Linked DNA regions of Homo sapiens: region 2 is linked to region 1. The links are chromatin loops, found by intact Hi-C in ENCODE. Cell type or tissue: endothelial cell of umbilical vein. All regions are shown on one strand. Each heading gives the region's core, and the rest is flanking DNA. Links, peaks and the distances in the headings are about the cores only.

What was found. Hi-C counts contacts between places; a loop is a spot of excess contacts. Peaks named below come from ENCODE experiments on the same cell type or tissue, not always from the same donor. Only the 100,000 strongest peaks of a DNase experiment are listed, where the experiment ranks them.
Region 2: it touches region 1 in a loop (2.5-fold over the local background); 3 of 110 quality-filtered maps call a loop at or near these places.

Annotation. Positions count from the first base shown.
Region 1 is chr1:112,498,700-112,506,699 of GRCh38, reverse strand. It overlaps a transcript of WNT2B not described here. Among named protein-coding and RNA genes, the nearest start is that of WNT2B, 6.3 kb to the left of the region's middle. RefSeq lists a silencer at 4,334-4,423. In endothelial cell of umbilical vein, for the core only: a CTCF peak has its summit at 4,693; a DNase peak (open chromatin) is centred at 4,699; H3K4me3 peaks cover 696 bases.
Region 2 is chr1:112,583,872-112,600,978 of GRCh38, reverse strand. ST7L (suppression of tumorigenicity 7 like) reads left to right here. Exons shown (of 15, transcript NM_017744.5): 4 at 131-185; 5 at 2,893-3,008; 6 at 9,376-9,454; 7 at 16,853-17,007. Among named protein-coding and RNA genes, the nearest start is that of ST7L, 27 kb to the left of the region's middle. In endothelial cell of umbilical vein, for the core only: no CTCF peak of the experiment used is centred there; no DNase peak of the experiment used is centred there; H3K27ac peaks cover 720 bases.

The DNA.
Region 1 (8,000 bases), core at 1-8,000:
TCCTGAGAGGGGCAGGTGGGAGAGGAATGAGCCCAGGCTCCTTCTTGGCTGGGCCTCTTTCCTTGGACCACTCTTTTACCTCCTCCCAACCCAGCCCCATCCCTACACAGGGCAGTCTTGGAGCTCCAGCAGCCTCTCCCAGACTCCCCTGTGTGTTTAGACCTGGGTGTGACTCTGGCCCTGTGTTTATTTCTACACAGGGCCTGGGGTTGGTGGAAAGCGCAGGGAGGGGGAAAGTTGGCTGAAGATGATCACATCAGCCCTAACCTAGAGTGGACTCGCCCACATGGGCCCCCAAATCACTTCTGAGGCCCCTTCTTTGGCCTGAGCTGTCTTTACAGTCAAGTGGGACTGTGTCTTGGCACAACACAGATGCTCAAGTATTAAAGCATGTTTTTGAGGCCCAGGCTTGGTGGCTTACGCCTGTAATCCCAGCACATTGGGAGGCCGAGTTGGGAGGATGGCTTGAGCACAGGAGTTAGAGACTAGCCTGGTCAATACGGTGAGACCCAAAAAATTTTTTAAATTAGCCAGGTGTGGTCATGCACACCTGTGGTCCCAGCTACTTGAGAGGCTGAGGCAACAGGATTGTTTACGCCCAGGAAGTCAAGGCTGCAGTGAGGCATGAATGCACCACTGCACCCAGCCTGGGCAACAGAGTGAGACCCTGTCTCAAAATAAATAAATAGAAATAAAAAAAATTTTAAAGCATGTTTCTGAGCTGAAGGGAGGGGTGAGGGGGGTACAGCCAGAAACATCAGCAGCTCTGAGAGGGAAGGAAGTGGGTGAGGGGACTAGACTTCTCTCTAAGGTTTACAAGTCACCTCTGCCCCCAGAGTGGACAACCTAGGATGAGGCTTGGCTCCTTCTGCTTCTTTGTCCCCTCTCCTCTGAGTCCCCAGTTCCCCGGGAGGAATCCCAGGCTGCAGGAGCCAGCTGACTGCAAGAGCTGCACTCAACCACTTAACTAGAGAACAAATATGGAGCCAGAGAAGAGGTTTTCTGGGATCTGCCTCTTTGGAGCTTCAAATCTCAAAATAAACTTCCAGTCTCAAGGTCCTAGACACTACTGGAGAGCTCAGCTCCTCACGCAAAGGCTTGTTGTGGGGCTGCCAGGCAGAGGGTCAAGGCCAGAGGCTCAAGCTAGCTCCTGACCTGCATCTTCATTTTATTCCACACTCTCACTCTCAGTTCTGGGAGCCAGAGGGAGGAGTCACTGATCTCAGAGTTAAGTTCTGGTCTGTAGAACCCTGCATGGAGTCAAGTCAGCACTTACTGAGCACCTGCTGTGTGCCCAACACTGGCCAGGGTATCCTAAATAACAAGGAGCAAAAGGCATTACTCCCAAGGCATTTTCATGGAAATATAATAAAACCGTCTGTGGGTGGCACACTAGGCTCTGCTGAAGTTCAAGGGTGCATGCTGCAGACATAGTGAACAGTATCAGTAGAGACCTGAGGAAGAATCCCAGGTCCCCTGAAAGCTGCCAGATTACCTGGGGCCTCCAGCAGGACAGCTTCCACCCAGCCAGCAGAGTCAGGTCCACCCTCTTCCCCATAGTGGCACTAGAGCCTCCTCCTGTCCTCTCAAAAGTGGGTGCCCAAAGAAGAAGGGTCCACTGTCACCCTTGATGTCACCTTATGCTCTGCTCTCTGGTGGGACAGAGTTAAGATTTCTTTTCACTCTGTTCTCAGCTATGCGTGGCTGAATGATTTTGAATTTTTGCTGGCCCTTGGATGGGAGGGGAGATGAGCTAAGGGGAGCTGGGGTGTGGGTAAACAGCTCTTACCCCACCCTGCTCTATCCTCCAGAAGGCTCCCCTTCCCTGGGCCCCTTTGGCGATGACCTTCTCTTTTTCCCGGTGGGTGGGAGGTGGTGTGGATGGTAATGAGCAGAGAGAAAGGCCAAGAAGGGGCTGGGGGGAGGTTTGGATGGGAGTCAAGGAATTCCTGAGCCTGCTGCTTGCACAAGGGGCCCTGAGACGCCTTTCCTGAGATTTCTTTGCAAACCGAGGCAGGTCTTATTTGAAATAGGGCCAGGTTCACACAGGTAACTAATGCCTCACCTCTTGCCCTGCCACCCCATGCAGGTGTCTGGGGAAGTAAAGGAAGCTTGGGAAGAACCCAGGAGCTGTTAAGGGGGGAAAAGAGTGGGGATCCACGCTTTGTACACAGCCTGGCCGGCCTCTCCTTGGTATTTATGAGCTCTTAGGCGAGGCGTGGAACGTGTCTCAAAGAGGCCAGACCAAAAGGGCTTTGGAGGGAAGGAGCATCCAGCTCCAAACCAGGAAAGGGGGCTTGATGGAGGAGAACCCCTTTCCTCCCAGCTAGTGGCTAAACAGGGGCACAAACTGCTCCCCTGAGGACTAGGAAGAAAGGAAGAGAGGGATGTAAAGGAGAAGGGGAAGGAGGAGAGGAGGCGTGGGGAGGTGAGACGATGGGGGCAGGGAATGGGGGTGTCTGGAGCCTTTTGGCACTTTGGCTGTAATCAGACTGGAGCCAGGCAGTGGGCGGGCTGACGGCCATTCCGGGCGGGTGGCCCAGGTTCTGTGTGAGGCCAGTGGGTGTGCTGCTGGGATCCTGGGTGGTCAACTGACCAGCCTCTCCCCAAGGGAGGGTTCCCAGTCTGCCTGTATCACACAGGCTAAGCACTAAGCCCTCTTTCTCTCCCTACCACCTGTTCTGGGCCCTAGAATGATCTGGAAGTGAGAGTTGTTTCCAATGGACAAATATCTGCAGAGGGCATGGCCTGCCTCCCTCCCACTCTGCCTTCCTCAGTTCACGCTGCCTCTTGTTCTCATACTCTCCCCATGTCTCTTCTCTGAGTCTCCATCTCCCTGGGTCTCTCTCTGGCTCTTGTTTCTGTCATTCTCTGTCTATTTGCATCTGTCTCTTGTGTTTATCTCCCTGTCTTCATTTGTCTCTCTATGTGTCTAAGTTGGCCTGCCTCCCCCTCCCTGTCTGAATGTCTCTGTCCTTCTCTTTCTGAATCCCTGTCTCTTGCCTGTCTCCCTGTCAGATTGTGTCACTCCCTGTCTCTCCGTGTGTATCTCTCTGTATGAATCTGTATGACCGTTTGTCTTGCTCTTTCTTCACTCTCTCCATCTGTCTCTCCATGTTGTTTCTGACTCTCTGTGGCTTTCTCCGTCTCTCTGTGCATGTGGGTGTGTGCGCACCTCTATTTTCCTTGGTGTGTATGTTTGCTTCTGTCTTCGTCTCTCTCTTTCTCTTGCCCTCTCTCTGTCTCATACCTCTCCCTTGCAGCTCCTGCAACACAGTGCAGGGAGCACTGGACCAGTAAAAAGTCAGAAAACCTGAGGGTTTTTTCCCCCAACTCAGCCATGCACTATTGGCATGACTCTGTAAATCACTTTCCCACTTCAGGCCTCAGTTTCCCCACTGGTGAAACAAGTAGGGTAGAGATCTAGTTCCTTCTGTGGGACCGACCGTCTTTCTGCTTCCTAAATCTGACCCTGAAGTCAGGACTGCAGTATCCCAGGGACTCCAGTGGAGTGGGGTCTCTGGTACTGTTAGCCAGCAGGCCCCCAAAGAAAGACTCCTCACTCCTTCACATCCTTACATATCAGGGTGGACAAGGTCCCTTTCTGGGGCCATGTCTGGGATACAAACCAGATTAGCTCATCTCTCTAATCCTCTTTGTGCTGGGGCCTCTGCCAGGCAGGGACACCCACAGCGCAGAGCAATGGTGTGTGTGTGAGTGTGTGTGCAGATTCTTGGAGAAGGCAGGACACTCAAAGTTCTCCTCCCTTTGTCACTCCCTCCTGCCTGAAAAGCTCAAATCAGCAGCCCTCACTGTGTAAGAAACATCATCAGACTTGAGCCAAGTCAGGTTTTCCATAATCCCTGTCCGCAATCCCCTCTCCCCCAATTTCCTTCTCTATAGCCTCTCTAAAACTGCACCAGTCATTTCAGCCGTCCTCCTGTTCCTGAAAAACCCAGAACCCACCCCCTCCTCCTCTCCTAACCCCTGTGTTATGTGTGTGTACTCTCCTCCAGTCATCACAGGAGAAGGGTCTTTCCATGAAAAGCCGGAGGGTGAGGCTGGGGACCGTGGACACGCAGGGTCGGGGGAGGGCGGGGAAAGCAGGCTGTCCTTGGGCTTCACACCCCCAAGTCCGAGGCCTCCAGCCCTTCTCTGAGGTTTCCTTTGGAGAGGTCTCTCTTGCCTGATAAGATCAAAGCATTCCCTCTGCCAAATCATTACCTTATTTTCGAGGCAATTAGAGAACTTATTGTATCATTTAGCCGGGTCTCCAGCTTTAGCTGTTTATCGCTGCTTGTCTCTGTCTTGCAGAGGAAAGGATCTGCCCGGCGCAGCCCTCCGGGCCAGAGAGGGGAGAGCGGGGTGCAGGGCAGGGCTCTGGCGGGCCCCAGGGCCGCGGCCCGGGGAGCTGTCCGGATGCTTTCAGCAGGGACGGGCAGCTGGAGGGCACGGGGACGCGCTCCTGAGAGGAGAGCCCGGTGGCTCCTCCCGGCGTCCGCCACGGCCGCAGGATCGCTCTCTCCCGCGGGCGCAGCACCTGCGCGCCGGAGTAGCCCGGGAGAGCGAGCCGCAGAGTGAGGGGAGACCGCTCAGGCCAGGCCTGGCCAGGGCCCCAGCCCCGGAGGAGAACGCTGAGCTTTAGCCAAGATTCCGGGCGCTTTCCGACTCGCGGGTGGGCGACTCGCCCTGTGAACCGGGCGCCGCGCCGTGGCGTTCGCGGGAAAGGCATGGCAGCCTGAGCTTCGTCTTCTTGGGGATCCCCGCGTTTCTGCCCGAAGAAAACCTTAGGAGCGGGCGTGGCACGGAGAAGTGGGTGTTCCCAAGGGCAGGCGAGTGTGGCCTACTTTGCTTCTGTCCAGACCACAACTCCTACCTGCAGACGAAGCGCGCACACACACCGGGGATTCGGGTCAGCCAGAGGATCCCTAGAGCGGTGGTTCTCAAACATTTTGGTCTCAGGACCTCTTTACACTCACAAATTATCAAGGACCCCAAAGAGCTTTTGTTTATGTGGGTAATAGCTATCCATATTAAAAATTAACATAAACTCAGGAGCCAACTGAAAAGTTCCCAGTGGCCAAAGCTGGACAATTTGGGCAACAAAACAAAACAGTTTTCGATTGTAACCCAAAGCATAAAATTAAATACCCATGAGTCCATGCTGATACAAATAAATGATTGAATGAATAAATAAATGGAGGAGAAGAGACAAATTTCCTATACAGAATCCCAAATAATGTATGTGGGTATTCTGCCCTGAAGGAGGTGACATACAACTCCCTACTACTTAAGTGTGGGCTATGCATCGTGACCTTTTTCCAAGAGTATTGTACAGACAGGGAGTGTGGAGGGGAAAAGCAACTTCACAGTGGAGAAAGCTGACAAATACAACCTCACTGGGTGATCAAGGTCAACATACCAGTGTCAGGTTGATAGTATGTACTCTTGATATGATGCGATAAAACAACACTTTCCCTCTGTGGTCCTCCTCCCCATTACCCCGGTCTAATCAAGAAAAAAACACCTGGTAAATTCCACCAGGGGGACATTCTACAAAATACCTGACTAGTACTCCTTAAAACTGTCAAGGTCATGAAAAACAAGGAAAGTCTGAGCAACTGTCACAGCCAAGAGGCGCCTAAGGAGACACGACAAGTAAATGTAATATTATAACTTGGATAGGATCCTGGAAAAGGAAGAGGACACTGGGGAAAAACTGAGGCGTTCTGAACAAAGTATGGACTTTAATTAATAATAATATATTAGTATTGGTCCACTGTTGTGACAACTGTACCATACATTTGTAGTGTAAGAAAGATGTTTGTAATCGGGAAAACTGGGATATATGGGCACTTTGTACTATCTTTGCAATTTTTCTGTAAATCTAAAAACTGCTCTAAAATATAAGATTTTAATTTATTTTTATTTTTTGAGACAGGGCCTTGCTCTCTTGCCCAAGCTGGAGTGTAGTGGCACGATCATGGCTTGCCCTGAACTCCTGGGCTCAAGCCATCTTCCCTCCTCAGTCTCCCGATTAGCTGGGACTACAGGTATGCACCACCATGCCTAAATAATTAAAAAAAATTTTTTTTAGTGACGGGGTCTCACTATGTTGCCCAGGCTGGTCTTGAACTCCTGGGCTAAAGCAATCCTCCTGCCTCAACCTCCCAAAGTTCTGGGATTATAGGCATGAGCTACTGCACCTGGCCTAAAATGTATTTTATCAGATCAAAATGGAAACATTTAAAAATATTTATTTTAATTTTTTTATTATTAGCGATAATAACCCCAATACTTGTTAATATTAATACCATATTTTTATGGGAAAATACCTATAATTTCCAAAACAAAAAGCATGAAAAGAGTGGCATTATTTAACATTTTTGCAAATACTCTATCTTTAATGTCCGGCTTAATAGCAGAATTCTCTTATGTGCTTCTACATTCAGTCTGGTGTGATAATGTAGCCTCTGGAAAGCTCCATTGTACATTCATGACAGAACGAGGGAAACATGAACAAATAACAGCTTAGTATTACTATGAACCTCTTGGAGAGTCACTACCTTAGCAATCTTATCCGTTACTGTGATTTGAGATCCTCAGTTCAAAGTTCCTAACTTTGACATCACTTTTGAGTTCTCTGATTATGCCTGTCGTCATACCCTCGCTTTTTTCCCAACCATCTACCCTTTTAAGACTCCCTGGTTCATGTCAACATGACCATCGTGCCTCTGCTCATAGCAGCTTTGTGGAATTAATGATCAAGACACTGTACTCCCCACTGTGCACAATTATTTAGCAATGAGACAGTTACTCCTGTCATTTCTCCTGAACATACTGAGAAGTGTTACAACTCCTAGAATAGTGAACAATATATGATTGTTGGATGATTAGAAACAATTCTGGAGTCTGAGTTATTTTTCTTTCTGATGAAATACCTTCACCCCTGCATAGCAACCTGAGTTTCCACCATGCAATGATAACACTCTGATTTAGTAAGTTTGACATTAAATATGTTAGCTATAGGGTTTTTGTACCTGTTTTTTAATCAAATTGAGGAAGTTTACCTCTATTCCTAGTTGATGAGAGTTTAATGAATGGGTGTGGGGTTTTGTTGTATGCTTTTTCTGCATTTATTGATATGATCATGTGATTTTTCCTTTTTAGACTGTTAATGTGACAGGTTATATTAATTGATTTTCAAATGTTGAATCAGCCTTGCATATCTGGGATAAATCCCAGATGGTGCCTAATTCTTTTTATACATTATTGGACTTGATTTGCTAATATTTTGTGGATTTTTGCATCTGTGTTCATGAGAGATATTAGTCTGAGTTTTCATATAATGTCTTTGTCTGGTTTTGGTATTAGAGTAATGCTGGACTTATAGAATAAGTTAGGAAGTATGTCCTCTGCTTCTGTCTTCTGGAAGAGATTGTGGAGAATTGCATTGTTTTGGTCTTAGTGGAAGTGGCTTTTTTTTTTTTTTTTTTGAGACAGTCTTGCTCTGTCGCCCAGGCTGGAGTGCAGTGGCGTGATCTTGGCTCACTGCAACCTCCACCTCCTGGGTTCAAGCCATTCTCCTGCCTCAGCCTCCTTAGTAACTGGGATTACAGGCGCACGCCACCACGACCGGCTAATTTTTGTATTTTTAGTAGAGATGGGGTTTCACCATGTTGGTCAGGCTAGTCTCAAACTCTTCACCTCGTGATCCACCTGCCTCGGCCTCCCAAAGTGCTGGAATTACAGGCGTGAGCCACCGCGCCCAGCTGGAAGCAGCTTTGAAATTGGGTAATGGATAGAGGCTGGAACGGTTTTGAAGTGAATGATGGAAAAACTTACATTGGTGTGAATGGAGTATTAAGGGTGATTCTACTACACTAAAGGATCAGAAAAGAAGAGCTATATAGGGAAAGCTTCTCTCTTAATGATTACCTAAGTGATCATGACCAGAATGCTGGTAAAAATATGGACAGTGAAGACTATTCTGATGAGGC
Region 2 (17,107 bases), core at 4,461-12,460, 90 kb before region 1:
ATGCTTTATTCATCTTTGTACCATCTGTGGCTAGCACTGTGATTAGCCTACAGTGGGTAGACAATAGATATTGGTTAAATGAAGATTTTAAAGTGTCTCTTTTTCCCCCTTTTTCTCCCTTGTTTTTCAGAATGTAAGGTATGGAGAAACCCTCTAAATCTTTTCAGAGGAGCAGAATATAGGAGGTATTACATTTTGCTTTCAGTATAAGTAGGGCATTGGTTTTAGAGTAAAGGTATTTACAAAATCATTTGTCTTTATAAATATATCGCAGCTCTTCTAGTAGAAGATACTGGTCTATGATAAAGTAAAATGATTAGTCCACAGTTTATTTGGCAGCATCTTCACTGTGTTTACTTTTTTTTTTTAATTAAAATTTTTTAGAGATAGAGTCTTGCCCTGTCACTCAGGCTGGAGTGCAGTAGCACGATCATAGCTAGCTGCAGCCTTGAGCTCCTGGGCTCAAGGAATTCTCCTGCCTCAGCCTCCCAAGTAGCTGGGACTATAGGCACATGCCACCACATCCAGCTAATTTTTTTTTTTAAGTGAAAGCCAGTTTATTAAGAAAGGAAAGGAATAAAAGAATCGCTACTCCATAGGCAGAGACCACATCCAGCTAATTTTTTTAAATTTTTGGTAGAGGCCAGGTGCAGTGGCTCATGCCTGTAATCCCAGCACTTTGGGAGGCCAAGGTGGGCGGATCACTTGAAGTCAGGAGTTCAAGACCAGCCTGGCCAACATGGTGAAACCCCGTCTCTACTAAAACAAAAATTAGCTGGACGTGGAGGAAGACACCTGTAATCCCAGCTACTTGGGAGGCTGAGGCAGGAGAATCACTTGAACCCAGGAGGCAACGGTTGCAGTGAGCTGAGATGACGCCATTGCACTCCAGCCCAGGCGACAAGAGCAAAACTCCATCTCAAAAAAAAAAATTTTTGGTAGACAGGGGTCTTGCTATGTTGCCAAGGTTGGTCCCAAACTTCTGGGCCCAAGTAATACTCCTGCCTTGGCCTTCCAAATCACTGGAATTACAAGCATGAGCCACCACACATAGCCTGTGTTTAATTTGATAATCATAAGAAACATTACATCAAACTATATGTTTGTGATACGTATAAGTATATATTAGGCCCCTGGTTTATAATACATATAAGTATTTGTGATACGTATAAGTATACATTGTATACATTTAAGTATGTATTAGGCCCCTGGTTTATAAAAAGCCTTTTTCAAAGAATTTGTGACATTAAGAAAAAATTACCAGTGTCAGCATATTCCTGTGCATGAGTGCTAAATTTCAAAATTTGAGGATGCATTAGAAAATATCACTCTGAATGTAAATTGTGCAACAGTAGAGGGACTATATATTGACTTCATATTGCCGCTTCCTATTTTCACTACTGTGTCCATTTCTCTTCTGGTTTTTAACTCTAAATGAGAAAACATCTTTTGAAACTTATGAGCAAAGATACTTTACTTTTATTTTGAGGAGTGCTGCGTTTTACCCAGAAGTAGAATGGGGCATGTTATTTAACTTATTGAATAAGAAACATTATGTTTGTACCATGTACAGGCACTGTGCAAAATGATGGAGATACAAAAATGACTAAGCAATAACTCCTATGCTTAAAGACATGATAGTGTAAGATAGTGACATTCTGTGAAGTGAAAGCCAGGCTTTTATGAAAGATGCCATTAGCCTGTGTTAAGGGATACCTGTAAGAAACAGGTCCTTGTATCTCTTACTGTGTTTAATCAAAGTTTGAGGCTATTTGTTGTATTATGCAGTATCCATTTCCTGAAGATCTTGAAAAGAAGTGTGTGTGTGTGTGTGTGTGTGTGTGTGTGTGTATACACACACATCCACATATATATATATATATATATATATATATATATATATATTTTTTTTTTTTTTTGAGGCTGAGTCTCTCTCTGTCATCCAGGCTGGAGTGCAGTTGTATGATCTTGGTTCACTGCAATCTCCTCCTCCTGGGTTCAAGTGATTCTTCTGCCTCAGCCTCCCAAGTAGCTGGGATCACAGGCGGCCGCTACCACATGCGGCTAATTTTTGTATTTTTAGGAGAGACAGGGTTTTACTATATTGGCCAGGCTGGTCTCAAACTCCTCAAACCCCAAGTGATCCTCCTGCCTCAGCCTCCCAAAGTGCCAAGGATTAAGGCGTGCGTGAGCCACTGTGCCTGGCCTAGGATAAATTTATTAGTATCAGGAATCCTTATGCTTCTTTTGAATGATTATTTTCTCTTAATGTTAAAGTATAACTTTTGGGTATACATTTCATATGTTAGCTCCATTCCAGGCTTCATTTTGTGTCTCAATTCCCAATCCTTAATTTTCGTTTTACTGAGTCTTTTTTTTTTTTAGTTAAAAAATAGAGATAAGATCTCGCTATATTGCTCAAGCTAGTCTTGAGCTCTTGGGCTCAAGTGATCCTTCAGCTTCAGCCTCCCCAGTAGCTGGGATTACGGGTGCAAGCCACTGCACCTGGCTGAATTTTTTTTTTTTTTTTTCTGGTAAAGACAGGGCTCACTGGCTCACTATGTTGCCCAGGCTGGTCTCAAACTGCAGGTCTCAAGTCATTCACCAGCCTCAGCCTCCCAAAGTGCTGAGATTACAGGCATGAGCCACGGCACCCGGCCCAATTCAATTTTCAGAAGCAGTTGTTTATTGAATATTATTTTTCTATTTGGTCTTTGATGTTTTATTATCATACTTTAAGTAGTTTGTGAGGTTATCTTTTGTTTTACTGATTGTAAGATTTTAAAACATCCAAATGTGTAGCAGTACATTTTTGAATTTAAGTAGTGTCTGTTATAGCAGATAGATGCTCTCTCATGTTCAATTTAAATATTTTGTTGTGTTTTGGTAAAGATACACTTGGGTGACTGGTAAAGAGCCACTTACATACTATGACATGAACCTGTCAGCTCAGGACCATCAGACCTTTTTCACCTGTGACACAGATTTTTTACGTCCTTCAGACACAGGTATGTATCATATCTGTTCATAGTATAAACAGTGATCATGAAGATCATCTTAAAAGTTCTTTAGAGTTATTTATTATAATATACAGAGTTATTTAGTTATTTGGCTTGGAGTTGTTTATATTATTGATAACAAACTCAGATTAAATTATGACTATAAGCTAGGTTGATACACTGCTTTTCCTTATAAAGAATTTAAAATATTTCATATTTCTTTTACTACTTCAAAAACCTTTCAGATCAAATATAGCAACTACTTTTCCAGAAAACAGTGTACCCCATTTCTGTCTGGGAAATGAACACCTGCAATTATACATAAAATAGAAGAACAGGTCAATGTATAAACATTGGAGAATGGCATGTACAGAAAACTGGAGTCTATTTTGTTTTAGTCGTGAGTTAGAGATACATATAAAGTGGTAGAAGATCATAGAAATTTCTGTGTTTAGTTTTCTCTAAGTGCTTATCTATAGAAGAGAGTATTGAGACTCTTAATTTTATGGTTTAAAGACAGGGCTGATTGATTGATTGATTTCACTCTGTTGTCCAGGCTGGAGTGCAGTGGTGCAATCATAGCTCCAAGTAACCTCAAACTCATTACAAAGCATTAGGATTATAGGCATGAGCCACTGTGCCCTGGTCTGGGATCTTTATCACAATTTTTCTTCTACTTTGAATGCACTCACCCTCCTTATCTATCTGATGAGTTACTTTTTATCCTTCATTATCCAAATTGAAAGTCACATTTTCTAGAAAGCCCTCTCTGGGATTCCTTGTCATAGAATTAAACATTTTGTTTTCTGCAGTTCTATACTACTTTGTCTAAACCTCTATGAAGTAACTTTAGTTAATTTATTCAGCCACAAACATTTATTTGTTAATGTTATTATATTGCTTTCATGTTTGTCTTTGCTACTAGGGTATAAACTTTTGGACAGCAGGGACTATATTCTCTTCATCTTTGAATCTCTATTATCCAGCACATTGCCTGGCATAATGTAAATATTAATATTTATTCTTTGAGGAAAGTATGAATGGGCTGGGCGCGGTGGCTCACGCCTGTAATCCCAGCACTTTGGGAGGCCGAGGTGGATGGATCACCAGAGGTCAGGAGTTCGAGACCAGCCTGGTCAACATGGTAAAACCCCGTCTCTACAAAAATATAAAAATTAGCTGGGCATGATGGTGGGTGCCTGTAATCCCAGCTACTCGGGAGGCTGAGGTGGGAGAATCACTTGAATCCCGGAGGTGGAGTTTGCCGTGAGCTGAGATTGGGCCATTGCACTCTAGCCTAGGCGACAGAGTGAGACTGCATCTCAAAAAAAAAAAAGTATGAATGAATGAATGGCCTAGATGTCACAGATGTCTAAGCAATTTCACTAATAATAGCTAATACTTGCCTAGGCTTACTATGTGCCAGGCACTGTTCTGAGCAATTTATAGAAATTTAATCTTCCCAGTCACTTGATGAGATAGGTGGTATTATCAGCCCCATTTTAACAATAAAGAAACCGAAGCAAAGGGGGATCAAGTAATATGCCTTGAGTCACACAGCTAATATTGATAAAACCATGTTTCAAACTCAAGACTGGCTGTTAACCACTACACTATTACTGCTTCTACCCACCACAAAATCACTGAAGGGTCTGAAAAATAGCCAGTTTCCTGCATTAAAATGAGTTCATAGTGATTTATCTTTGCTAGATTAAATAGGTTAAGAGTGGATGATAGGAAACCCATGAATCTTTGGTATGATTACATAAAATGGTTTAATTGCAATAAAGGAGTAAAAAAAATAGATTTATGTTTATATGCTTAATGTTTATATTAATGGCAAAAGGATAGGTGTTGGGGAAATAACAGCAGCACAGTATCAGTACTGTATGTTAACTTTAAGGGTTGAGTGACTCTGGAAGTTAGGTCTCACCACCCTTTCTCTCACAGCCCCTCTCACAGAGTGACACTGAATTGCAAACGTCAGCAGGCTTTTAAAATAGCAATCATGGCTATCTACTGAAGTTGTGGTATTAAAACATTTTTATTTGAATATCTCCCAAAAGAATTTTGAAAAAGAATATGTCCCTTCACACATTTTTAAGTTGACATCATAAGGTTAAATAATCATAGAGAATGTAATTTTTGACATATTGCAAAATACAGACATTTAAAAATAATAGTATACCCTATATTTCAATCTATGTTATGAAATCAAATGATTTAATACCCACTACAATCCATTGAAAAATACATAAATAGGCCAAGGACAGTGGCTTATGCCTGTAATCCCAGCACTTTGAGAGGCCAAGGTAGGAGCATCCCATGAGTCTAGGAGTTTGTCAGCCTGGGCAACACAGTAAGACCCCATCCCTACAAAAAAAGTTTAAAATTCATCAGATGTGGTGGTACATGCCTGTAGTCCCAGCTACTTGAGAGGCTGAGGTGGGTGGATCTCTTGAGCCTAGAAGGTTGGGGCTGCAGTGAGCTATGATGGCACTGCTGCACTGCAGCCTGAGGGACAAAGACCCTATATCTAAAAAAACAACCAAGCAAGCAAAACAATACGTAAACAAATGCTCTTTTTTTTTTTTTTTTTTTTTTTTTTTCTTTTGAGACCAAGTTTTGCTTTTGTTGCCCAGGCTGGAGTGCAATGGTGCAATCTCGGCTCACCACAACCTCCACCTCCTGGGTTCAAGCAATTCTCCTGCCTCAGCCTCCTGAGTAGCTGGGATTACAGGCATGCACCACTATGCCCGGCTAATTTTGTATTTTTAGTAGAGACAGGGTTTCTCCATGTTGGTCAGGATGGTCTCGAACCCCAACCTCAGGTGATCCGCCCCCCCTTGGTCTTCCAAATTGCTAGGATTACAGGCGTGAGCGACCACGCCCAGCTTACCAAATGCCCTTTAACAGTAGTAAATGTTGTCTTTTTTCTTCTTGAACACATATCTGTTTTGCATTCCTATATAATTTTATTATCATTATTTCATGCTGTAGAGTCTGGTATCACACTTCCATCCTTTTCCACAATAAAACATTCTAATGTAATTTTTAAAAATTTAAATTGCATTTGACTGTAAGGTTCTAAGTGTTATGACATGCTTTAATTATATTTCTGTCAAATCCTTAGAGCTACATATTTAGCTCTTTAAACTTTGTGGAAGGTTCTGTATATAATCTAATTGACTGGGTGAGTTCTCATTGTCAGTTCTATCAACGAAATCATATTTACTTTCTGACAGAGCAGTCTGACTTCATTTTTCAATTTAAATAAACATATTAACATGCCTCCCCATGACAACCATCTGTCTTCTGAATTCAGATTCTAAGATAGAAAGATAGCTGTGTCTTGGAACTTTGCCTAGAACTTACCACTTGGCCGAAATTAGGCTTCACTACCTTTATTACTCCTTGCTAATGCCTGCTTTGCCTTGATGTGAGGGGACCTTCCCCTAGGAGCAATCCATTCTTTGATAGTAAGTAGGGAGGGGTGCTAATAGAACTGTTAAAAATTGTTATCATTCCCTTCTTCATTCTGTAATATACTTGAATACACGGCCAGAATACTTTCTTTCCAATGCCAAGCTTCACTGTTTAATAAATAAAAGGCAGCAATACTATTATAGGATGTCTTGATTAAACATGGTTGCCCCCAACCCAAACTTTGAATTGTCCCTTTGGCACCTGGAGATTTTTACACTATAGGGCAGTACATCTTGTAAGATTCAGGATGGGTAAGAAGTAAGCCCTTTTTTTTTTTTTTTTTTTCTGTAAAATAAGAGAAAGGAACATATCTTTGCAGTGAGCAGGTATAGGAATTGTGGTTAGGTAGGATAGGGAAACCAGAGAAACATTCTTTGGTAGATCAGTTATAGGAAAGAGTGATAAAGTTGAAGCTTTAGAAGTTGATTTTCTTAAAACCATGTATTCCATTTTGGTCCTTGCAAAGTTTTATGTACTTCTCTAGAGGTGTGTCTAACCCCAGCTAAAGGTTGAACTCAAGGAGGACAGAGTGTATCTGTGAATGATCTTCAGAAATGGACTGTTGATTCCATATTGATCTTTTCAGACCCTCACATAAAGGTCATGATTTATATCAGTAGTTTTATTTTCAGAAATACAAATGTGTATTTTTGTGATGTGGCAAATTTCTCTTGACTTACTGTCATCAGTAATAACTAAATTAGATTTTGTTCTTATTCTATTAATTTATCTAGGGCAGAGAACAAACTTATCCAGAAGGGCCCACCATTGTTTTTTGGATTTTTTTCTTCAGCATTTAAAAATCAGGAGATTTTACATTAAAATCTGAATTTATGCCTTTTGAAGTTTGAAAAATAGGGCAAAATTGAACTTGAATTTACACTTGACAGTAATAAGATGGAACTGAGTTGTGGCTCTCCCTTTGAGACAGTGAATGTGCTTTCAGTTCACTCATTTATGTTTAATGCCTGGCATTTGTAGGCATTTACATATTTATGACCCCTGACCTTATGATAACTGCTGATCTGTTTTGTGCTTGTTAGCTTATTAGAATGTTATTTAACTTGAAAAATAGATAAATTTGAGTGAATTGCTAATTGCTTGTTTTAATTATATTCAGCATATTAAGAGCCCTTAAAGAGGACAATTGAATACCAAATCAGCATTTTGTTTTAAATTACTCCTAAGCCTTATTTTAGAAAAAAATATATACATTTTTCCCCCATCAACTTTATTTCTCCTTTCTGCTTAGGCTTAGGACTGCTTTGGTTGTGAAGAATACTCTTGAAAGGCTAGGTAGAGCATTTGAAAACAAAAGAATAAGATAAAATATTTAAAGGTGAATTAGATGACCTCACTAGAAATTTAAAAAAACACAAATGAAAATAAGTTTCAGATGTTAAATTAGCAAAGATTGATAATACTGTGTTAAGGTGTTAAATTAGCAAAGACTGATTATACTGTGTTACACTGCCTGAAAAAGTATAAATTAATACAGTCTTATTGTGGAATTTGGGGGGTGTATATCTGGAGTCTTTTTTTTTCTCCTAACTCCCCAAACTTGTTACAGATCCAGAATCTTTTAAAATATACATATTTTAGTCAGCTGTTCTACTTCTAGAAAGGAAATATTTAATTAGATATGAAAACACATACTGAAAGATTGTTATCACAATGTTTTGTATTAGCAAAAAACTTAGTATGACTTAATTGTCCATCAAAAGGGAATTTGTTAGATAAATTAGGGTATGTATTTAATATACTAGAGTACCAAATAACAATTTAAAATGTTAATAAAGATTCAGTGTTAAAATTTGACCTGTAAATATCATATAACTCATAGAAGACAGCCTATCATCAAAAATTACAAGTCTAGTATTATGCATTATTTTAATGTAATATTTAGTGTTGCAGCAGAATGATGTTCTTTACCTGGCCAGTATCAGATGGGTGCTGACTTTCATCAGTTTGTCAAGTTCAGGAAGCGTTAGGTGGCAGCTAGCTGGTGACATGTTTGATATGAGAAATGTATTTTTGTTACACAAGTGGAATATATTGACTCCTTTTCTAAGCTGAGACTAATATTTTGTTTCCAAAGGAAAATTCAAACATTTTTCACATTATTCTTCCTGGACAGTTGCAGGTTTTGTTCCAAAAGCAACACTCATAGGTTCTCTATTTTTCTTATCAAACTTGAAATGGGCCAGTTTGTCTTCTGAGTCTACTTTATTTGTTTATTTAATTAAAGAAAACTTTACTTACTGTGAAGTCTTCATTTTGGTACAGTAAATTGGTAGCAAAATTAATATTCCAAAGAAATCCTAACTCAGGCCTTTGTTGAATCCTGATAGAGGCTGACATTTTCTAGAGGTACTATATTCTAAATTAATTCCTTTTTTTTTTTTGCCCTTTTACACAAAACGCAAGCCCGTACATTCTTCGTAGAGTGAATCATTCATTAGACAAAGACTTTGTTTTTAAGTTTTTGTATATTTTTATTTTTAGCAGTTCCATAAAACCTTTTCAGAATGATAAAAGTAGAACTGTAATATTTCATATTGATTATAATGTGATGTCACTTAAACTCAATGTTAACAAGCATTTAGATATATAAATGTTCATACATAATAATGATATAATTAACTTGTTTAGGTACCCTGTATATTGTTAAAATAAATCAGAGAAAGAATATATTTTTATTTTATGTGAAGCTTACAAATTTAATGTAAATTTCTCATAATAGATAATGTGAACTAATAACCTAGTTTCTTGTTTTGTATGTTTAAGAATATATTATTTAAAGCTTTGCTTACTCCACTACCTTATTCTTCATAATTTTGCAGATTATTTTTTTACCATCTCATCTATTTTATGGAATTTTTTTCTACAGTTATGCAGAAGGCTTGGAGGGAAAGAAATCCTCCAGCTCGAATCAAAGCAGCCTATCAAGCTTTAGAATTAAACAATGAGTAAGTTTGAAATATATGGAAAATAAATTTATTTTGAAGGAAACCAAGGCAAATGATTTTTATGTCTCCTTTGTCTGTTCCTAAGACACTTGGAGTCATTAGTCATTTCCTTTTTGCATGTTATAGATATTTAATAAAATTTTCAGTGTTTGCCAACATCTGTATTTTGCTTCTGAAATTGTAAATCTATATATGCTTTTGAATAGAAATTATGCTAGAAATACTTTTCAAAATGGAGAATGCTCATGGAGAATGGTGATAATACTTTATAGTTAAAAGGGTACTAACATACTAGGCCGGGTGTGGTGGCTCACACCTGTAATCCCAGCACTTTGGGAGGCCGAGGCAGGCGGATCATGAGGTCAGGAGATCGAGACCACCCTGGCTAACACGGTGAAACCCCGTCTCTACTAAACAATACAAAAAATTAGCCGGGCATGGGGGCGAGCGCCTGTAGTCCCAGCTACTCAGGAGGCTGAGGCAGGAGAATGGCATGAACCCGGGAGGTGGAGTTTGTAGTGAGCCAAGATCATGCCACTGCACTCCAGCTTGGGCGACAGAGCAAGACTCTGTCTCAAAAAAAAAAAAAAAAAAAGGGTACTAAAATACAAATGTATTTATGCACCTGTTTTAATTTTTTCGTTTAAAACATTCACTTAAAGCATTCAATCTTGAGTACTTTAGTTGCTAATGGACTTGAAGGCATGAGAAGGGGATTAAAAATAAGTAAAACATAGCTCTGTCAAGTTTATTTTTTTCCATGTTAGCAGCATTTTTTTATAGTTCTTTGTTTGAACTTTATATTTTGAAAAGGCAAAATGTAAAATCACAAGGCAACTTACTATTTACAAGGAACAGATCAATAAATACTAATCTAATGCAGACTAAATAAATACCAAGAGTGAAAATATGGTTCCAGTTGGGGTTTATCAAGGAATGCTTCCTGAATAATGTAAATTTAGAGTTGTTCCCTGAACCTTCTCCCCCAAGTATATACGCTATCCTTATTAAGAAGACCTTCCCACGGTGGAGCAAAAATGGCAGAGTAAAGAATGCCAAAATAATAAACTGGCAGAAACTGGCAGGATCAACTTTATTAAAACTCTGGAAACTAATGAAAAGTTTACAGTAACCTAGTGAATGCTTAATCAAGGGGAAAAACACCTAAATCTCTCTAAGAAAGCTTTGTAGTGCTTTATTTATCCTGGCCCCATCCCTCACTCCCTAGCTCAGTGGCAGTCTTGAAGACAACAGAGTACATTCCAGGTATAGGTTTCTAGTACCAGAGGAAGTGGAATGGACCTTATTTTCAAAGAACTGTGGTCGTTTGTTTTGACCTGTCTGTTGGCTTTCTGAAGGACTAGCTCAAAGGGCTTGCTTTATTTCAGCTTACTGAAAGAAGAGAGTTTTCAATTTCAAAACTCTCCCAGAATTGACATAACTACACTCTGGGTCATTTGTTAAAAACATTTAAAGGCAAATGCATTAGCTGCTGCTGCCTGGGGCAAGGGATAACAGGAAGGACAAACAATAGACAAACCAGAAAGCTTGTGAGCAAAGTCTCGGGAATTAGACACTTTGAGGAATAAAGGCTCTAAAAAGCTCCCACATGTTTCTGGGAATCAAGGCCCCACACACAGCCAGAGCTGGGCATATGCTCAGAAAAGACTTGAGAAAGTCCTAAGCTGTCAAGTCTGCCTAACCTTCATGTTCTGTACAAGTAGGAGGAGAAGGCTAAGGCAGAGTTGTAAACTGTTTGGCTGAATGTTGAAGGTGTGCCCTAGCACCCACACAGAGCCCATCTGCAAATACTTTTGCTTTTTGTGTTTTGTTTGGTTTTGTTCCCAGGTGTTTAAGGAAACCTCTATCAAATCACCAACTGACCACGAGGCTAAAATAGCACACACATCACTGGTCACACATGACAGATAATATAGATTTTATAAAATTGGTTCAGAAAAGTCACTAAACAAACAACTGCAAAAGCAGCAACAACAAATCCTAGGGAGTAGAGAAAATTATGTCTCTAGAGTTGCCAGAATATAATATTTAAAATTTCCAGTTTTCAACAAAAAATTACAAGGCATGCAAAGAAACAAGAAAACATGTCCCATACATAGGAAAGAAAAGAAATCAGGTTGGGTGTGGTAGCTTATACCTGTAGTCCCAGCACTTTGGGAGGCCAAGGCAGAAGGATCACTTGAGCTCAGGAGTTTGAGACCAGCCTAGGTAACATAAAGAGACCCTGTCTCAAAAAATAAATAAAAAGAAAAGAAATTAATAGAAACTGCCCCTGTGAAGCCTAGACTTTGGACTTAATAGACACAAAGTTTAAATCAACTGTTTTAAATATGATGAAGGAAGTAAAGGAACCCATGATAATGATATCTCACCATTACAGAATATCAGTAAAGAGGAAGAAATAATTAAAAGGAACTAAATAGAAATTCCAGAATTGAAAAGCATAACTAAAATGAAAAATTTACCATAGGGGTTCAGCAGCAAGCAGATTTGAGCAGACAGAAGCAAGAACCAGTGAGTTTCATTTAAGTCAATTGAGATTACCCAATTCAAGAAGCAGGAAAAAATTAAGGAGTAAAGAAATATGACCAGAGTCTGAGAGAACTGTAGGATGCTATCACGCATATCAATGTATGCATTATAGGAGTCCCAAAGAAGAGAGAGAAAAGGGCAGAAAGAATACTTGAAGAAATAATAGCTGAAAACAAAAGAGCACTCCAAATACAGCAGCATATTAAAAATGTTATACACCCTGACCAAGTGGCATTTATTCATGGATGCAAGAATGGTTCAACATACGAAAATCAGTCAATGTAGTACACTACATTAATAGAATGAAGAAAGAAACCACATGATTATCTCAACTGATGTAGAAAAAACATTTGACAGAGTTCCCCATCATGATAAATATATGGAAATCAATTAATGTAATACTCCACATTAGTAGACCAAAAGACAAGAACTACATGACCATCTCAGTTGATGAAGAAAAAGATCTGACAAAATCTAACACCATTTTATGATGAAAACATTAAAAAACTAGGAATGGAAGGAAACTTCCTCAAGAACGTCTGAAAAATCTACAGCTAAATACGTACTTACTGATGAAAGATTGAAAGGTTTCCCTCCACCATCAGAAAAAAGGCAGGATGTCTGCACTTGTACTTCTGTGTTACATGGCATACTGGAGGTTCTAGTCAGTGCAGTTTAGTCAAGAAAAATTTTACATGGCATCTAAATTGGAAAGGAAGAAATAAAACTATCTCCATTCACAGATGGCATGATCTTATTTGTAGAAAGTCTTAATCCACAAAGAAACTATTAGAGCTAATGAAAGTTTACAAAATTGTGAGAAACAAAATCAACATATGAAAATCAGTTGTATGTCTATATCCTAGCAATGAACAATCTGAAAAGGAAATTAAGAAAACAATTCCATTTACAAAAGCATCAGAAAGATTTAAATACTTAGGAATAAATTTAATCAAGGAGGTGCAAGACTTGGATGCTGAAAACTATAAAGCATAAGTTAAATAAATAAATCAAAAGACATCCCATGTTCATGGATTGGGAGACATTATTGTTAGAATGTCAGTACTCCCTAAATTGATCTACGGATTCAGTGCAATCCCTATAAAAATTTTAATTATCATTTCTGCAGAAATGGACAAGGCGATCCTATAATTCATACAGAACTGCAAGAGACCCTGAATACCAAAACAATCTTGAAATAGAAGCACAAAATTAGAAGACTCACACTACACAATTTAAAAACTTACCGCAAAGCTACAGTAGTTAAATTACAAGGATAGACACCTAGATCAATGGATTCAAATTGAGATTCCAGAAATAAACCCATATTATCTATGGTCAGTTGATGGTTTTGTTTTGTTTTGTTCTGAGACAGAGTTTCACTCTTTTTGCCCAGGCTGGAGTGCAATGGCACGATCTCGGCTCACTGCAACCTCCACCTCCTGGGTTCAAGTGATTCTTCTGCCTCAGCCTCCCAAGTAGCTGGGAATACAGGCACGTGCCACCATACCCGGCTAATTTTGTATTTTTAGAGTAGAGACAAGGTTTCACCATGTTGGCCAGGCTGGTCTTGAACTCCTGACATCAGGTGATCCACCCACCTCAGCCTCCCAAAGTGCTGAGATTACAGGTGTGAGCCACCACGCCTGGCCATGATTTTTGACAAGGGCGTCAAAACCATTCAGTGGAGGAAAGAATAGTCTTTTCAACAATGATGGTGGAAGAACTGAATAGCCACATACATAAAAGCATAAAGGTGGTCCCTTACCTCATACCATATATCCCAATTAATTTAAAAATCAATCAAGGACCTAAATGGAAGAGTTAAAACTACAGAACTCTTAGAAGAAAGCATAGGGACAAATCATCATCACCTTGAATTTAGCAGTGGTCTCATAAATTATAACACCAAAAGTACAAGCAGCAAAAGAAAAATCAGGTAAATGGACTTTATCAAAGTTAAAATATTTTATGCATCAGAGGACATTGTCAAGAGGCAGAAATAGATTTGGGATTGCCAGGGATTGAGGAGGCAAGGGAGATGGGGAGTGACTACTTAATAGGTATGAAGTTTCTTGTGGGGATGATGAAAATGTCCTGGAATTACATTGTGGCGATGGTTGCACAACTCTGTGAATATATTAAAAATTATTGAATTGTATACTTCAAAATGCTTTAAACTGTGAACCTTGTTATTTGAATTTTACCTCAATGTAAAAAACCAACATTCTTCAAAGTAAGATTAATTAGGTATTCACATAATGAATTTCCTGAATTAGTATCCATATAAAATACTTTTGAACAAATCCAAGAAAACTTTAAGGGGGAAAAAATCTTTTCACCATATATCCATACAGTCATTAAAAGTATATACATTCAAAATATAAGCATATAATTATGTTTATATTTTGATTTATACCCATCTAGGTCTTTTAAAAACTGTTTTTATTATGGTTATTTTAAAATATTTCAGTCGGTTTTTGGAATGGCAGTCAGGAAGCCTAGTGTTTTTGATTTTTGTTTTTGTTTAGAGACAGGGTCTTGCTCTGTTGCCCAGGCTGGAGTGCAGTGGTAGGATGATAGCTTCATTGTAACCTCAAACTCCTGGCCTTAAGCAATCCTCTTGCCTCAGCCTCCAAAGTAACTAGGACTACAGGTGCACACAACCACACCCAGCTAATTTTTAAATCTTTATTATTATTGTTTTATAGAGAGAGGGTCTCGTTGTGTTGCCCAGGCTAGTCTCGAACTACTGGCCTCAAGTGATCCTCCTGCCTTGGCCTCCCAAACTGCTGGGATTATAGCCATGAGCCACTGTGCCTGGGCAGGAAGGCCAGTGTTTAAAGCAGCAGTGTATCTAATGCTTCACAGGGATCTAGTGTAATGTAATGGAGAAATCTTTGTTGATTAGTGAAATTGTTATGTATTATAGGGTCTTCTTATTTGAAGGATGATGAAATGGTATGATTTGCATTTTCTATAACTGAAGAACGTTTTTGTCCCCACTTAACGATAGCTACCTGCCATCACTTTTGTTTAATGCTTGGTCTTGTACGTTTATCAATAATTTCTCTCCTCTTGCTGAGATAAGCACTAATTATTAGAAATATAATGCAAGCCACATATGTAACTTTAAATTTTCTAGTAGCCACATTTAAAAAGTAAAAAGAAATAGGTGAAATTAATCTGAATAATGTTTTATTTAGCTATATTCAAAATATTAATTTTTTTTTTTTTTTGAGACGGAGTCTCACTCTGTCACCCAGGCTGGAGTGCAGTGGTGCAATCTTGGCTCACTGCAAGCTCCGTCTCCCAGGTTCATGCCATTCTCCTGCCTCAGCCTCTCAAGTAGCTAGGACTACAGGCACCCGCCACTGCGCCCAGCTAATTTTTTGTATTTTTTTTAGTAGAGACAGGGTTTCACCGTGGTCTCGATCTCCTGACCTCGTGATCCGCCCGCCTCGGCCTCCCAAAGTGCTGGGATTACAGGCATGAGCCACCGCGCCCGGCCCAAAATATTAAACTATTTTAACATATAGTCAGTACTTTTCTAAAATCTGTTAATGAAGAACTTTACATTCTTCTAAGTCTTCAAAATTCGTTGTGCATTTTTACACTTGCATCACATCTCAATTCAGACGCATCACATTTCAAGTGCTCAATAACCACATGTGGCTAATGCCTAGAATACTGGACAGTGCCGTCTTAGATAATCACAACTAGGATATTGTCTGTAGAAGAGATGGATTTGTTATTTCTGGGAATGGAATAACAACATTTTGTTTCTCTTTGTGGCCCCAAAACAAGCATTAGTTTATTAGCCAGGTGTTGACTTAAAAGATACAAAGAAAAGCCTCTGTGTTTTAGTGGGGTGAAGAAAAGAAAACTTGGCATAAGCATAGTTTTGAGGAATGAGAATAGGAGTGTAGGAGGAAGGACCTGAATTCAGAACAAGGGAAGTTATACTGCATAATATTGTGGATAAGTCCATGTGTGGATGGGACAGCATGCAGAGGGGAGTACTCAGATTTGGGGAAAATGTCTAGTCCTGGACTATGTTTCTGAGTCAGATGTTAAAAGTGCCTAGTTGGCCAAGGGACTATCTTCCCAATCTTCACCCTCCCCATACCTGCCCCATGAAATGGATGTCATAAATTATATAGCGACTAAAAGCAGGTATGATCAACCGGGCATGGTGGCTCACGCCTGTAATCCCAGCACTTTGGAAAGCTGAGGCAGGTGGATCACCTGAGATCAGGAGTTCTAGACCAGCCTAGCCAACATGTTGAAACCCCATCTCTACTAAAAATACAAAAATTAGCCGGGCGTGGTGCTGCATGCCTGTAATCCCAGCTACTCGGGAGGCTGAGGCAGGAGAATTGCTTGAACCCAGGAGGCCCAGGTTTCAGTGAGCCAAGATTGGGCCATTGCACTCCAGCCTGGGTGACAAAAGCAAAATTCCATCTCAAAAAAAAAAGCAGGTATGACCAGTAGAGGGTATACAATTCAGATAATTCTTTATAAATCTTCTTTTCTCCCCCCTTTCACAAAAAGAAAACACAGGACAATGGGTCAGAGAATGAGATAGAAGTTTAAAAATTTTGTTTTTTTTTTTTAAAAAACAAAGAGAAGGGAAAGATAAGAAAGTGGAAGAATTGTGGAATCAGACATAAAGAATATACCAATGTGCCCCTATTAAGGTAAAATATTGAACGAAGGTTTTTTTTTTTCTAAAGATGGAAAAAGTGTAGGTAAGGAAATATGACATAGAGCAAAGGGACATAACCAAGAGAAAACACTTGCTTTACCATTTTATTTAAAATTGCCTTCTTGCTTTCTTCATAGCTGTGCCACTGCATATGTTCTACTGGCTGAGGAAGAAGCAACAACTATTGTAGATGCTGAAAGGTTATTTAAACAGGCACTCAAGGCAGGAGAAACAATTTATAGGCAGTCACAGCAGTGCCAGCACCAAAGTCCTCAGCATGAAGCTCAACTGAGTAAGCAAGTTTGAACTGGTTATTACTGTCTTTTAGCATCTGTAATTTGCTTGTGTCTTAACACAAACAACAATAATAAAAAACTTAATACTTACAGGTT